2 separate regions of the Homo sapiens genome follow, and region 1 is linked to region 2. Evidence: read pairs that join two places in POLR2A ChIA-PET (ENCODE). Cell type or tissue: IMR-90. All regions are shown on one strand. Links, peaks and the distances in the headings refer to the core of each region. The heading gives the core; the rest is flanking DNA. Region 1 has its middle 120 kb from the start of ACTL8. Region 2 overlaps ACTL8 (actin like 8).

What was found. ChIA-PET counts read pairs that join two places held together with the same protein. Peaks named below come from ENCODE experiments on the same cell type or tissue, not always from the same donor. Only the 100,000 strongest peaks of a DNase experiment are listed, where the experiment ranks them.
Region 1: POLR2A ChIA-PET joins it to region 2 with 7 read pairs; 2 of 35 experiments call an interaction of 5 or more read pairs at or near these places.

What each region holds. Positions count from the first base shown.
Region 1 is chr1:17,875,309-17,882,080 of GRCh38, reverse strand. No RefSeq gene overlaps it. Among named protein-coding and RNA genes, the nearest start is that of ACTL8, 120 kb to the right of the region's middle. In IMR-90, for the core only: no CTCF peak of the experiment used is centred there; DNase peaks (open chromatin) are centred at 3,060 and 5,970; H3K27ac peaks cover 2,581 bases.
Region 2 is chr1:17,765,013-17,771,784 of GRCh38, reverse strand. The region is part of intron 1 of ACTL8 (actin like 8); the gene reads right to left. Among named protein-coding and RNA genes, the nearest start is that of ACTL8, 13 kb to the right of the region's middle. RefSeq lists an enhancer at 3,160-3,726. In IMR-90, for the core only: no CTCF peak of the experiment used is centred there; DNase peaks (open chromatin) are centred at 2,694, 3,004 and 5,554; H3K27ac peaks cover 3,194 bases.

The sequences.
Region 1 (6,772 bases), core at 1,147-6,146, 110 kb before region 2:
GACGTTTCCCCTTTCTCCCCTCCCCCAGCCTCTGATTGGTGAGTCTGGAGAGGGCACCCCAGATGCGTGAGATGCCCACCCTCCTCCTCTGCCTGCAGAGGGCACTTGCCTGGCCCCAGTAAAGGGGTTAGGACTGGCATTGCCTGCTCTGCCAGGGTCTGGGCGGTAGGAGGCCTGCTGAAGACAAAGCCACCCGCTCCAGACAGCTTCATCAGCAATCAGAATGACGTTTGATCTCCCTCCCTCTGACACACGCATCTGTCTCTCAGTTGGTTCTAAACTTGGGAGCGGAACAAGTTGTTTGCTGTCTGCCCAGTAGTTACAAACACATAAATAAATAAATAGATTTTTTTTCGCCCCTATTGGAATTCACTGCCTTCTAAATATATCCCATTCTAAATATAAACTTTGCCATTCTCTTACACTCACCTCACATTTCATTTAATAGTAGAAATAGCAGTATTAATAATAAGACAGACCACCGCTGTTTGGTGTCTGCAGCACGCCAGGTGCCACGGTGTTACTCTCACACTTCATTTCACAACCCCCATACAAGGACACCCTCTTGGCCCCGGTTTGGCCAAATGAGGACATTTTAGCTCCAATAAGGCTTTCGCAAGGACACACAGCTGACAAGTGATGGATCAGAATTTGTAGAGGTTCAATTGTATCCCCCAAAATTCATGTCACCTGGAACCTCGGAATGTGGCCTTACTTGGAAATAGGATCTTTGCAGATCATCAGTGAAGCAGAGGTCATACTGGATTAGGGTAGCCTGTAAATCCAATGACTGGTGCTTTTTTTTTTTTTTTTTTTTTCCTGAGACGGCATCTTACTCTGTTGCCCAGGCTGGAGTACAGTGGTGCGATCTTAGCTCACTACAATCTCCATCTCCCTGGTTCAAGCAATTCTCCTGCCTTAGCCTCCCAAGCAGCTAGGATTACAGAGCATGCTACCACGCCCAGCTAACTTTTGTCTTTTTAGTAGAGATGGGGTTTCACTATGTTGGCCAGACTGGTCTCGAACTCCTCACCTCAGGTGATCCACCCACCTAGGTCTCCCAAGGTGCTGGGATTACAGATGTGAACCACCGCACCCAGCCTTGGTTTTTTTTGTTTTTGTTTTTAATTGAGACAGAGTCTCGTTCTGTCCCCCAGGCTGGAGTGCAGTGGTGCGATCTCGGCTCATTGCAACCTCCACCTCCCGGGTTCAAGTGATTCTCCTGCCTCAGCCTCCCAAGTAGCTGAGATTACAGGTGTGTGCCACCACGCCCAGCTAATTTTGGTATTTTTAATAGAGGCGGGGTTCACCATGTTGGCCAGGCTGGCGTCAAACTCCTGACCCTGTGATCTGCCCGCCTCAGCCTCCCAAAGTGCTAGGATTACAGGCATGAATCACCACGCCTGACCTGACTGGTGTGTTTAAAAGGACAGGAAGGCTTGTGGAGACACAGAGAAGGCCAAGTCATGACAGAGACAGAGACTGGCGCGATGCAGTGACAAGCCAGGGGACGCCAAGCATTGCCGACAGCCCCCAGAAGCTGGAAGAGACCAGGAAGGATTCTCCCCTGGAGCCTTCAGAGGGAGCATGGCCCCGCCCATACCTTCACTTCAGACTTCCAGCCCCCAGAACTGAGAGAGAATCAATTTCTATTGTTTTAAGCCACCCAGTTTGTGGTATTTTGTTATGAAGGCCCCAGGAAACAAATACAGAATCCAAGAGTGACTATTCCGATGCCTCCTCCGTGCAATCTTCCCTTCCCACAGTTAGGGTCCCACAATATCTCTTTGTGCAGTCAAATAAGTATTTCCTGACAGTCAGTAGGTGCCAGGGGACTGAGGACACAGAGAATATATGGCCCCTCACTCAAGGGGCTCACACATCAGACACTGACAGTATAGCTTTCTCCCATCCTGGGTGCTTGGCTTATGGTGGGGAATAGGCAGGAAGAGGCTGGATGGATTTTGACAGGTCTTGCTTTGGAGTCTTGGCCACTCTCTGGCTGCATGGCCAAAGGCAGGTCACAGCTCACCTCTCTGAACCTCCATTTTCTCATCTGTAAAATGGGGGCACTTATACCAATCTGCCTTCTTCACATTAGGTGAGGGATGTGGAAACACTTTAGCCACCATGTCTGGCTGCAGGACAGGGTGAGTGTGTGCGTATCTGAGCATAACTGTGCAACGCTATGCTTCCGAAAGGGGAGATAAAGTCCTGGTGGCCAGTAAGTAGGGCTTGGTTCCTCTTATTCTTTGTATCTTTCTGTGTGCAGAAATATTTCTTAGGAAATTCAGAAGAGGAAGAGAGAGAGCATGGTCATGGAGGGTGTCAGGGCTGCGAAGTTCTGCCCTGGGTACATCTGTGCTCTCCCCAGACAACAGCGCCTTTGGGAGCACAGAGCCATCCTCAAAGGGCAACTGGAATCTCAAACAGACAGAGCCACACAGGAAAGGAAAGGCCCACGGGAAGAAGGCACATTTGGATCTGTCACCAGGTCCTGCCACCATCAGCTGGCAGATTTGTTTCTCCTGCCTTGGCGGCCAGCATCGGCCATGCCAGGGACTGTTCAGTAGCCCTGAGGTTTGTCAGAAGCCACATCTGATCGCTGCCATCAGCTTCCAGTCAAGTAGAGGGGAAAAAAGACCCACAAGATCAAACAAGACTCCTTTGAAAACTGCTGTTTTCAAACGGGAAGCCTTGGAGTGCAGGCACCAGAGCATGAGCTGGTGGCTGCCTCGAAGTTGGAGCATTTTCCTTGTAGATTCTGAGATGATGGAGAGAATGGGGTCCCAAGAGTGCTAGGGGAGGGCATGTCCAGCCCGGAGAGGGGAGTTGGCAGCTCCTGGTACCACTAAGCCAGGTCTGAGCAGGGCACCCCTCTTCAGAGCCTCTGAACCACTGCTGGGCAGCCCAGCCTCCAGGGCCAGGTCAGGGCAGCTCATGGAGGTCACACTGTCCTGCCTACAGGGCTGGTAACCGTGCCTTCATGGGAGTGTGACTTCACTCCCTGAATCAGAGTCCAAAAGAAAGATGGATGTGGTTGACTCAGCCCCTCAGGCACTCACGAAAACTCAGCCCCAAGTAGGCCTGGCAAAAATCATGTGGGTGATTTAATTCAATCCAATTCAACCACTGTTTATTAAGTGAACAGACAGCAAAACATGGAAGCTAAGAAGACGGACTGTGGAGCCAGGTGGACTGGGTTTGAATCCTAGCTGCAATGCTTGGACTAGTCACTTAGCCTCTCTGAGCCTCAGTTTCCTCATCTGTAAAATAGGAAGGGTAATAGCACTTACTTCACAGGACGGCATGAGCATGAAATTAGTTAACAACTGTAAACCACTTGGCTGGGCATGGTGGCTCACACCTGTAGTCCTAGCACTTTGGGAGGCCAAGGTGGGCAGATCACCTGAGGTCAGGAGTTTGAGACCAGCCTGGCCAACATGGCAAAACCCCGCCTCTACTAAAAAATACAAAATTAGCCAGATGTGGTGGCACACACCTGTAGTCCCAGCTACTCAGGAGGCTGAGGCAGGAGAATCACTTGAACCCAGGAGGCGGAGGTTGCAGTGAGCTGAGATCACGCACTGCACTCCAGCCTCTGTGACAGAGTGAGATTCCACCTTCAAAAAAAAAAAATTATAAAGCACTTAAAGTCTTTTCAGGCGTATAGTAAGTGCTAAATAAGTGCTCCATAAGGGCTTTGATAAATGAGGCAGTGTGGGGCAGTGGTATGAACACAGGCCCTGGACATCCTACCATGCACCCACACACAGACACCTGGGTCTGGAGAGAAGAAACGCCTGCTCCACGGGGGCACAGCTCAAAAGCTATCAAGGCAGGATTTGAACCCAAAAAGGCCAATTCCAGAGACCCCCCCCTCCCTCCTCCCTTAATCATTAAGTTGCAGAGATTCCTCCTGTTCAGTTCAGTATTTTCCCTGGGGAGCTGAGCCCACAGCCTGGCGCATGGAAGACACTTGGTAAATACCAAAGGAATGAAAGCCTGGCAGTTGCATCAACAGCCCTTCTTTCGCTCTTTATGTGACCTTGGGCGTGTGACACAGTCTGTCTTAAGTGTCAGTTTCTTTGTGTGTAAAAGTATGTGTCCGAATATCCAATTCACAGGGCTGTTGGTGGGAACCAAATGAAAGCTTGGATGCAAACACGCCTGGTGGGGTGTCTGACAGTCCAGGTTAAATAAATCTCACCTTGATTTTATTTCATTTGCTGGATTTTGTGTTCAGTTCCACCCAAGGACCCACAGAGAACATAAGAGAAGGAGAAAATGTATTCTTGTCCTGAAGGGCTTTACGCAAGACAGAGAAGTAGGAAGCTGTTCGTTTAGAGGACAAGCTACAATTAGGTGTTGAAGCAGAAGTCCCCTGGGAGTTCAGAGAGCACCTTGTGGACTGCAGCAGTCTGGAGGGCCTCTGGGAGGAGGTGTTTGAAAGAGCCATCCACCTCATTATCTGCCACATGAAGGGCCTCGTGGATCACGTTCCCACTAGGCAAGACTGGACCGGCAATGTGGGTGAGGACATGAAAACGCTGCCTCAAGGTTTGAAACCCACTGCCTCTGAGGGGAGAAAGAGGCTCTCAGCACTTCTCTTGGATCAAAGGATCAGGGATGGCAGCGGAACCAACTGGAGTGCTGGCAGCGGGCGAGGCTGAGTGAGTGATGTTCAAAACCGCACACTTTGGGTCCAGACATTGATATCCTTCCAGAAAGTGCCCTGCATGGATGTGAGGGAGAACAAAAGGATGGAGGAGAGAGAAAATGCTCAGCTGGGAGAGTCAACCCAAGGCCTAAATGAGCCAATTCCATGATGTTCCAGCAGTAAGGAAATCTGAGCATCACCAAGTCACACATTTCAGGCCTGGACAGTTTGGCAAGGTCATTCCATCCCGGCAAACCCTCCGCCATACCTGTGTGTCTGGCATCCTCACTGAATCAGGAAAGGATGCTGACACTCAGAGTTTCTGAGCACTGTTCAAGTTCATGGCGATGCATAAATGCCCAGAATCTAGTTTCCTCCCCAAACTGCACCCCATGTGCAATTAACTCCACCCTCAGCCCCATGAGTGAACATGTGCTGGGCTGACCAACCCAAACACTGCTACCCACCCGGACACAGTAATTCATTCTGGTATAAGCTCACAAATTTAAGTGATGAGATACAAGGTCTGGGACTGCATTAAAACTATTAAGAGGGTGGTATATTTTCTGCTGGCCTTAAACCTAGGACCCTCCGGATCTCTCCGTGTTCTAGAGTTGCCGGCAGCTACGTTGCTATCCCATGGGCCTGAAGAATGAAGCCAGCAGAGAAGCAAGCAGAAGAGACAGCTGGAGAGAGAAGAGGTCCTGATGGTATCTGTAACAGTCAGAGAAATGCTAGTTGCTGTAACAAATAAACCCTCAAATCCTAAATAATAAAAATTTATTTCTTGGCCTTGGTGGCTCATGCCTGTAATCCCAGCACTTTGGGAGGTTGAGATGGGAGGACTGCTTGAGCCCAGGAGTTCAAGATCAGCCTGGGCAATATGGCAAGACCTCATGTCTATTAAAAAATATATTTTTTTAAAATTAAATAATTAACTGGGCATGGTGACACACACCTGTGGTCCCAGCTACTTGGGAGGTTGTAGTGGGAGGATTGACTGAGCCAAGGAGGTTGAGGATGCAGTGAGCCGTGATTGCACCACTGTACTCCAGCCTGGGCAACAGAGTGAGACCCTGTCTCAAAAAAAATGTATTTCCTGCTCACATAATAGTCTTACATGGATCTCTCTGGTAATTCAGGATCCAGGATCCTTCTACCTTGTGCTTCACCCACCCCTTGTGCCTTGGAGTTCTCTAAGTTCCACCCTTGGGGGAAGTTGGAATGCAGGAGGCATATCTGCTCCTTAAGCTCCCTGGTCTGGAAGTGAGTCACATGCCACCTCTACCCTTTTCTATTGGTGAGAACTGGTCATGGTCACACCTAAATACAAGAGGTGCTAGGAAATGTAGTTCCTGGCTGGCAGGCCAGCTGCTTCTAAGCAACAGCCTACACCATAACAGAAGGAGCCTGAGCTCTCGGTGACCGGCCAGCCACCTCCACATCACGGAATGCTTCCCTCCGGCAGCTCCTGGAGCCTGCTTCACCCCCTGATCTTCTTCACTTACATAAGTTATTAAATTTTCTATTCCTACTTAAGCCAGTTTAGGCTGAATTTTATGTTATTGGTGCCCAGAGAGTCCTAACTAACAGATTCCTGCAGCCCATTTGTGCAGATAAGACCAAAACCCAGTTCTTGCTTTCCCCAGTCCAGTGCCTGTCCTACGATACCCTGCAACCTCCCCCAGCAAAGCTCCATGGCCTAGGCCACACCCCAGGGAATCAACTAATAACGCAGTCATCCCAAGGAAGAAGGGGAATGGTCAAGACCACGTGCAGAAGCCAGTGATTCAGCTAAAAGTCCATCACCAGTAAGAGAGTTAGTCTGAAACATGTTAGATGCTCTTTTTTTTGTCATTAAACAAAGGGTAAGTTATATGACCCAGGACAAGTTATTAAGTTGAACCACATGAAATACCCAATATACAACCATTTTCTGACCTACAAAAATGGTAACCTCATATGGTTCAACCTGACCCTTCACCTTCTTGTGAAATAGAGGTCATGATCCTCATGGTAAGGATTAAGCTGATAACCAAAATGACATTACAAACCACAGATGGGCTGCCCAGAGCAACAGGATGACAGTGAGTGCCTTGCCAAGGGCATAGA
Region 2 (6,772 bases), core at 1,011-6,010:
CCACTGCAGCATGTCAGGAGTATCTGTCCTCTGCTTGACACCCCCAGTGACAGGCACTCAACTATGCCCAAGGCAGTCTATAGCAACTTTCAGTACCTCTAGCTGCTAGGGGCCTCGAAGCCAAAAATCTACCTCCCTGTCAATTCTGCCAATCGGGCCTGGAGGACACACCTCTGGGACAGTGCAGGACAAATCCCATCTTCCCTTCCTGGTAGTAACGGTTTATATGCTCCTTCCCCCAAACCAAGTCACCTCTTTCTGAGCCAAATATCTGACTGTCTTCAACCCGCCCTCCTGAGATAAAAAGAATAATGATAAAGATCAAGGTAATATCAGTGACTGACATTTAATAAACACATAATAGGCATTATTCTATACTAGGAGTCAGCAAACTATGGCCCACGGGCCAAATCCGGCTCACTGCCTGTTTTTATATGGCCCGAGAGCCAAGAATGGTTTTTGTATTTTTAAATGTTGAAAAAAAAAATCAGAAGAAGACTATTTTGTGACACATGAAAAGTATCTGAAATTCAAATTTCAGTGTCTATAAATAAAGTTTTATTGGAACACAGCCACGCCCATCATTTACATATTATCTATCTATGGCTGCTTTCAAGTTACAACAGCTGAGTTGCAGCGTCCGACAGAGACCATATGGCCCACAAAGCCCAAAATGTTTACAATCTGGTCTTTTACAGAAAAAGTTTGCCGCCCCTGTTCTATACGCTTTACAAGTATCATCTCAATCCTCACGATAACCTATGAGGCGGTAACTGCTGTCATCTTCCCATTACAGATGAGTTCTTAGAAGCTCAGAGATGTTAAGTAAATTACCCGCGCCCCCAGCCTCACAGCGGTGAAGCCAGGATCCAAACCCAGGCATTTGACTCCAATGTCTGTATCCTACCCACTTCCCCTATTCTTCCCGGTCAGAGCCCAGGACTGACAACTGCTATCAGCACCACAATCTCAGTGGAGCCACTTCCCTTTCCTGACTATACAGTCCATCTTGGTTTCACTGTGCATGGCGAGAATGACCAGCTCATTGGCCACTATGACCTCTAGATCCTCTTCTGCCACTACTGTCTCTCTGAGGTCTTTCCCAAACTCTGCACTGTGCATGGTAGAAATGACCAGCACATTGGCCAGTATGACCCCTAGATCCTCTTTTAAGCCTTTGGTTCCTATAGGTCTTTCCCAAGCCCACCCTTAAAAGGGCCTATAAACTCACTGCTCTCTGGATACTAAAGAAACTAATCCACGAACACCCTCCAGACTGGGGACTAAGGTAGCAGCTAATGTGATAAAGTCGGTAGCTCTTAGCCAGAGGTCTCTAAAAATTTATGAGAGACAATAAATCTTGCTCTTGGGCTGCCCACTGGCTTCAAATAAACCTGTCCTGCCCCTGATTTTGCAGGTGTAGAAAGTAGAGGTCCCTGGAACTGCTGTCTGAGTTATGAAAATCTCAAGGCCACCCTCCCTGCTTCCTTCTCTCTGAATCTACGAGGAGAGAAAAGGTAGCATACTCTGTTGCCACAGAAACTAGGCTAGGCTAAGTCTGCAGCAGGAAGGATTAAAGATAGATGTCAGGAGGAGGAAGTAATCTGGAGAGAGAGGTATAAGCACACCAATTCTACATCTCTGATTAAAGTTTCTCAAAGAGGCTTCTACCCCATTATTAACTCTGAGCTCAGATGCCAATTATAAACCACAGACCTCATCAATAAATACAAATCAACATATCTAGAAGGCAAATATTTTATTTTTATTTATACGCCTATTAAATGTAGCCATAGCTCATCTGGCTGGAGGAGACCCAAATAATCCAGACACTGCAAGCTGGTGACTCCACAGGCCAGTTTCAGGCCATGGAGCTACTATTATTGGCCTATACTATCTTTCAAAAATTTCAAATAAGTTGCTAACATTTAAAATTTCAATTATTTTGGAGCATAGTTCAGATTTCTGGATTTTCTTGAAAATAATCCAAAGATGTGGCCCAAGAAGCCCTACACAGCAACAGCTGGTTGGCCCCGAGCTGGGGTTGACTCTATGAGCTGAGCACGTGCCCACCAGGCCCCTTGTATTCCCATGCCCTCTTCTGCCCTGCGCCTGGTTTATTTCATGCCTCTGTCTCTCCTGGAGGGCCCCTGCAGGCATGTGGGCTTGTAACACCCTGCCACGATCACCACCACCCCCTTTTTACTGGTGGACAAACTGAGGCTTACAGAGAAGAACTGTCTTGCCTAACAAGAGGCAGGGAATTCGTGACAGAGCAGGTCCCCAATGTCCAGGGCAGGACTCAGCTCAGCCCTGTCTGGAAGGAAAGTCTAGAAGGTGGGTTACTATCTACCAGCTACAAACGTGTCTAAGGTGAAAATTAGATTTTTCTGCTGACTCTGATTTTGCTAGCTTTGTACCAGCTCTTTACAGAGGAAATGGAGAGAAGAGAAACAGCTCTGCAGTGACAAGGAGAAAGTCTCCCCAGACCCTCTCCCTACACTCTGCCACCCCTGCCGGCCCACAGCCATGCCCAATGTGCTCTAGGGATACTGGGGAAGGGAAGGCTGAAGGAAAAGAATCAAGGCGCTCAACAGGACAGATCAGCAGCTGCTTGACTTCACAGCTGGCGATTCTGCAACACAGACCAGTGGAGAATATTGGCCAGGCCTGGGCGACGTAGCAAGAAGCAGGACCTTCTTTGCGACTGACTCACTATGTGACTTTGTCCAAGTCACTTAACCTCTCTGACCCCCCGTCTCTTCATCTGTATAAAAGGGAAATAGCAGCATCAGTAGGTTAAACAGGCTACAACAAAGCACTATTAGTATAGTGTCAGGCACATAGGAGGGATGTCATGAAGCAGTGGACCACTCCTCCCGCTCTGCTTCCTGACACAATTACCCTCCCAAGACTACACTCCTCAGCCTGGTGTCCAAAGACATCTTCAGCCTGCAGCTCCAGCCTCACTCCCCACTCCCTAGCAGTGAGTCAGCAACTCTGCCCCTCACCTCCACCAAACCCAGCCTCCAGGCCTTCGCCCCTGCAGTGAGCCTGACTCAGAGCTCCATTCCCCAAACGCCCCTCCTATTCCAGGCAACCCAGCCCTAGAGGCCCAGCCGGATCACTGTGTCCAAAACTTCCCCAGACCTGGGAACCCCTCTGCACTCTGAGCCCAGCCCGTTCACTGGCTCAGAGGAACTCGGTCCTGTACTTTAACATTCCATTTGATGATATCCTCCATCCTTAGCATCTTAAAAGACCAAAACACAGCTCACATGTGTGGCTCTTCTAGGGTACAGGAGGTACTTGTAGCAGCCAAGTGCCCAGCCTCTCTTCTTCTGACACCAGCACCCCAAAATTCCTTTCCAGGAGTGATCCTCTCCCCAAACTGCAGTCTTGGCAGGACTGTTGAACATGAGCCCTGCACACTGCCAGGCCAGGCCTCGCCACAAGGTCAAATCCCCACCAGTTAGGTCCCCTCTCTCTGGGTACATGGATTTCCAGTCTTGCAAAATTCTCAAGCTGGCTGGAGCCACCCATCCTGGTGGGGTCCCCAGAGGGCCTTGAGCAGATCTTGCTAGAAACACCACCCACCCACCCCCACCTGCCCGCCACCCTATTCCCAACCAGAGTTAGCTGGGTTCCCACCTTTTCCCAGCCAGTCTTTTGGCCCAACTTCAGATACAAGAGTTTCCTTCTGATGATTCCTTTTCTGCTGCAGTTGGCCAGAGGCAATTTCTATTGCTTACACACACGGAGCCCTGACTGATTCTCTAAAACCCCACATCACATATATGCTCACCCCTGCCCCCCAGGACTGAACCCACAGACACCCAGTCCCACCAGAGGGATTCACGAGCACCCATTCTGCACACCCAGGGAGGCTGGGGCCTCATGCTTTCGAGAAAAGCCACACTGCCACCTGCTTGAGTAACGCAGTGTCATTCCTCCCGTGTCAGCAGTCACGGCATCAGACTGAGCCGAGAAGCCAAGCAGGGACATTGTCTCGTGTGAAATAAGTAAATAAAGGCAACAATGAGACATAACTGAGCAGGCAACACATAAAGCAGGTATTTCTGCAGATGCCAAAAATAATAATAAAGCACCTATGGAGGATAAACATGGTGAGCACTGATCTACAGTCAATACCCAAAAAGCAAAGGGCTTACTGCGCACCAAATAACCACTGGACAAGGCAGCCACAAAAGAGCAGTGCCCGGGAGCCATGCACCCAGCCACGGGCTTAGACAAGGCCAAACTCAACCCCCAGGAGAGCAGGGAAGGTCTTAGCCGGGAGAGAAGGATGTGCAGACGTCAGTCCGGGAGGAAAGGGAAGAGAGCGATATCTAAGAAGAGACTCTTTAGAAGCACCCTGAGGCTAAGTTGCCAGCATCGTCTCACCCCTGTACCACAGGGACGGCCCCCACACTGGCCCCCCTGCCTCCGCCTCATCCCCCGGCTCTGTCTCCAGCAGCGAAGTCGGATCCTATCATCCGATGCAACCCCAGCATCTCCTCACTCTTACCGTTCTGACCTCACCTCCTGATGCCCTCCTCACTGTTTCCAGAGCAGGCCTCCACAGTCCCACCGCAGGGCCTTTGCAGACGCTGCTCTCTGCCTGGAACCCCTTCTTCATGATGCTCACCCGTCTCGCTTCCCCCTCAGGTGTCTGCTTCCCCCGTCCCTGACCACTGTGGCCAAAGTCACCTTCTTCATCACTCTCTGTTCCCGTTCCATTCATTGTTCTCCATAGTTCTCCCAACCTGAAACCACATTCATCATCTGCATATCTTGTCTCCCCCAACTAGAATGGAACTGCACGGGGGCAAAACTTTGTCTGTTTTGCCCAGGACTGAATCCTCAGCACCTAGAACAATGGTCAGTACATAATAGATTCATTCATTCATTCATTCAACCATAGCTTAGGAATGAATGAACAAATGAACACCCCTGAGAAAAAAATGCAGTAAGTTCCAGGAATTATGGCTTTCTAGATGATTTATATGGCAGTATGGTCAAAGCTTGGTCTCTGAAGACTACGTGGGTTCCAATCCCAGCTCCATCACATTATGGCTCCCAGTCCTGGGCTAAATATACCCTCTCTGGGCATCAGTTTCCTCATCTGTAAAGTGGGGATAATCACAGCCCCCACCACAGTGGGCTTCAGGGAGGAATAAATGCATTAACACATGGCAAGTCAATTAGGACGGTGCCTGACAGGCTGTCAGCGCCCAAGGTTGTGACTTTTGCTTTTGCTATTGCTACTCTGCAACCAACTTTAGATAGTGGTAGAATAATCAGGAGGCCCTCTTGAATGGGATATTTGCACAGAAGAGGTCCCAGACCGAGTGTGTGTGACATGGGAGCAGAAGACCCGGGTTTGAGCCAGGCTCTGCCACTCATACGCTGTACAATTTCAAGGAATGCACAAGTTCTCTGCCGATTAAGTCAGGGCCAAAGTACCAGTCCCAGCCTCACGAGGCTGCTACAAGGCTCCAGATTGGATCAGGGATGTGAACACAATTTTGGGAAGACAGGGGAGTGAATCAACACATCACATCTATTAGTCACTACATTTGCAAAGCAGCCAAAGTCAAAAAGCCAGGGTTCAGAGGTCCCACCTCCATCACAGCCGTGGAGCACCCAGATGCCTTTGGAGACATCAGCAGTGCTTTCAAAGCCTCAATTACAAGGGCTGGGAGTGTCACAGGGTGTCATTGCTTCTCACATTTTGGTCACAATATCATCCAAAGGCTGAGGGTGACACTGGGAAAATTACAGTAATTACTCTGCAGGAGGGCAGGCCACAGGAAGTTGGCTGCTCTAAAACCTGGGGTGAGATTTAACTCCCTGGGAGTTGAGAGAGGTCTCGAGGGAACCTCTGCCTCACATCCTAGGACCCGGGAAATGGCGCCCATGCCAGATGTAATGAACCCACAGCTCATCAAACCAGGCAGGCAGGAAAGCCTGGTGGGTAAGAGCACAGATGTCAGGTCAGACCAGTCAGCTCTGCCCTGCAAGGGGCCAGACATTGTCCTGAGAGACCTCACATTCCGGGGAGTGGAGACAGATCGTGAATAAGTGAGTGAATCAGACATTTATAGAGAGCCGGGTGACGTGCTACGAGGGAGCAACAATGACATCATGTGTGGAATGGAGCCAGGGCTCTGGTCAGACCTCTTAAGAGGGGAACCCTGAGCTGAGACCTAAGAGATGCTACATAGCCTGCCATGGAGAGGGGCTTGGGCACGTTACCTCACTTTCCTGGGCCTCGGTTTCCTCACCTGTCAAATGGGTATGTTATCACACCAACTCCATATGGTTATTGCGAGTGTCTGATGAGTTAATGTGTAAAAAGCACAGGGTCCTGTCTGTAGGTAGAGCTCAAGCAGAGGTGGTTTGGAGGCAAGGAGTGGGGGACAGTGCGGCCTCCATGCCAGGCACTCTCCTAGGCACCAGGACACCACAGTGAACTAAGGCAGATAAAAATCCCTGCCCACGTGGAGGTTACTCTTTAGTACACTTGGCCTGGACAGCCAAGTTGACATGTTTCTCTTCCTTCAGGCCCACCACACTCAGGGACCCAGAGGAGGAAGGCCAGCCCCAACCTGCTCCACACAGCCCCAGACCCGGTGATCGCTGCCTGCTCATCTCAAAGAAGGAAGCGTCCAGCACCTCCAGTTGGTACCATCTCCCCACAAGCTGGATTCCAGCAGCATCCCTTCCAACTCCACTCTGGCTGGAGCCCCCAACCGCTGCACAGTTGGCA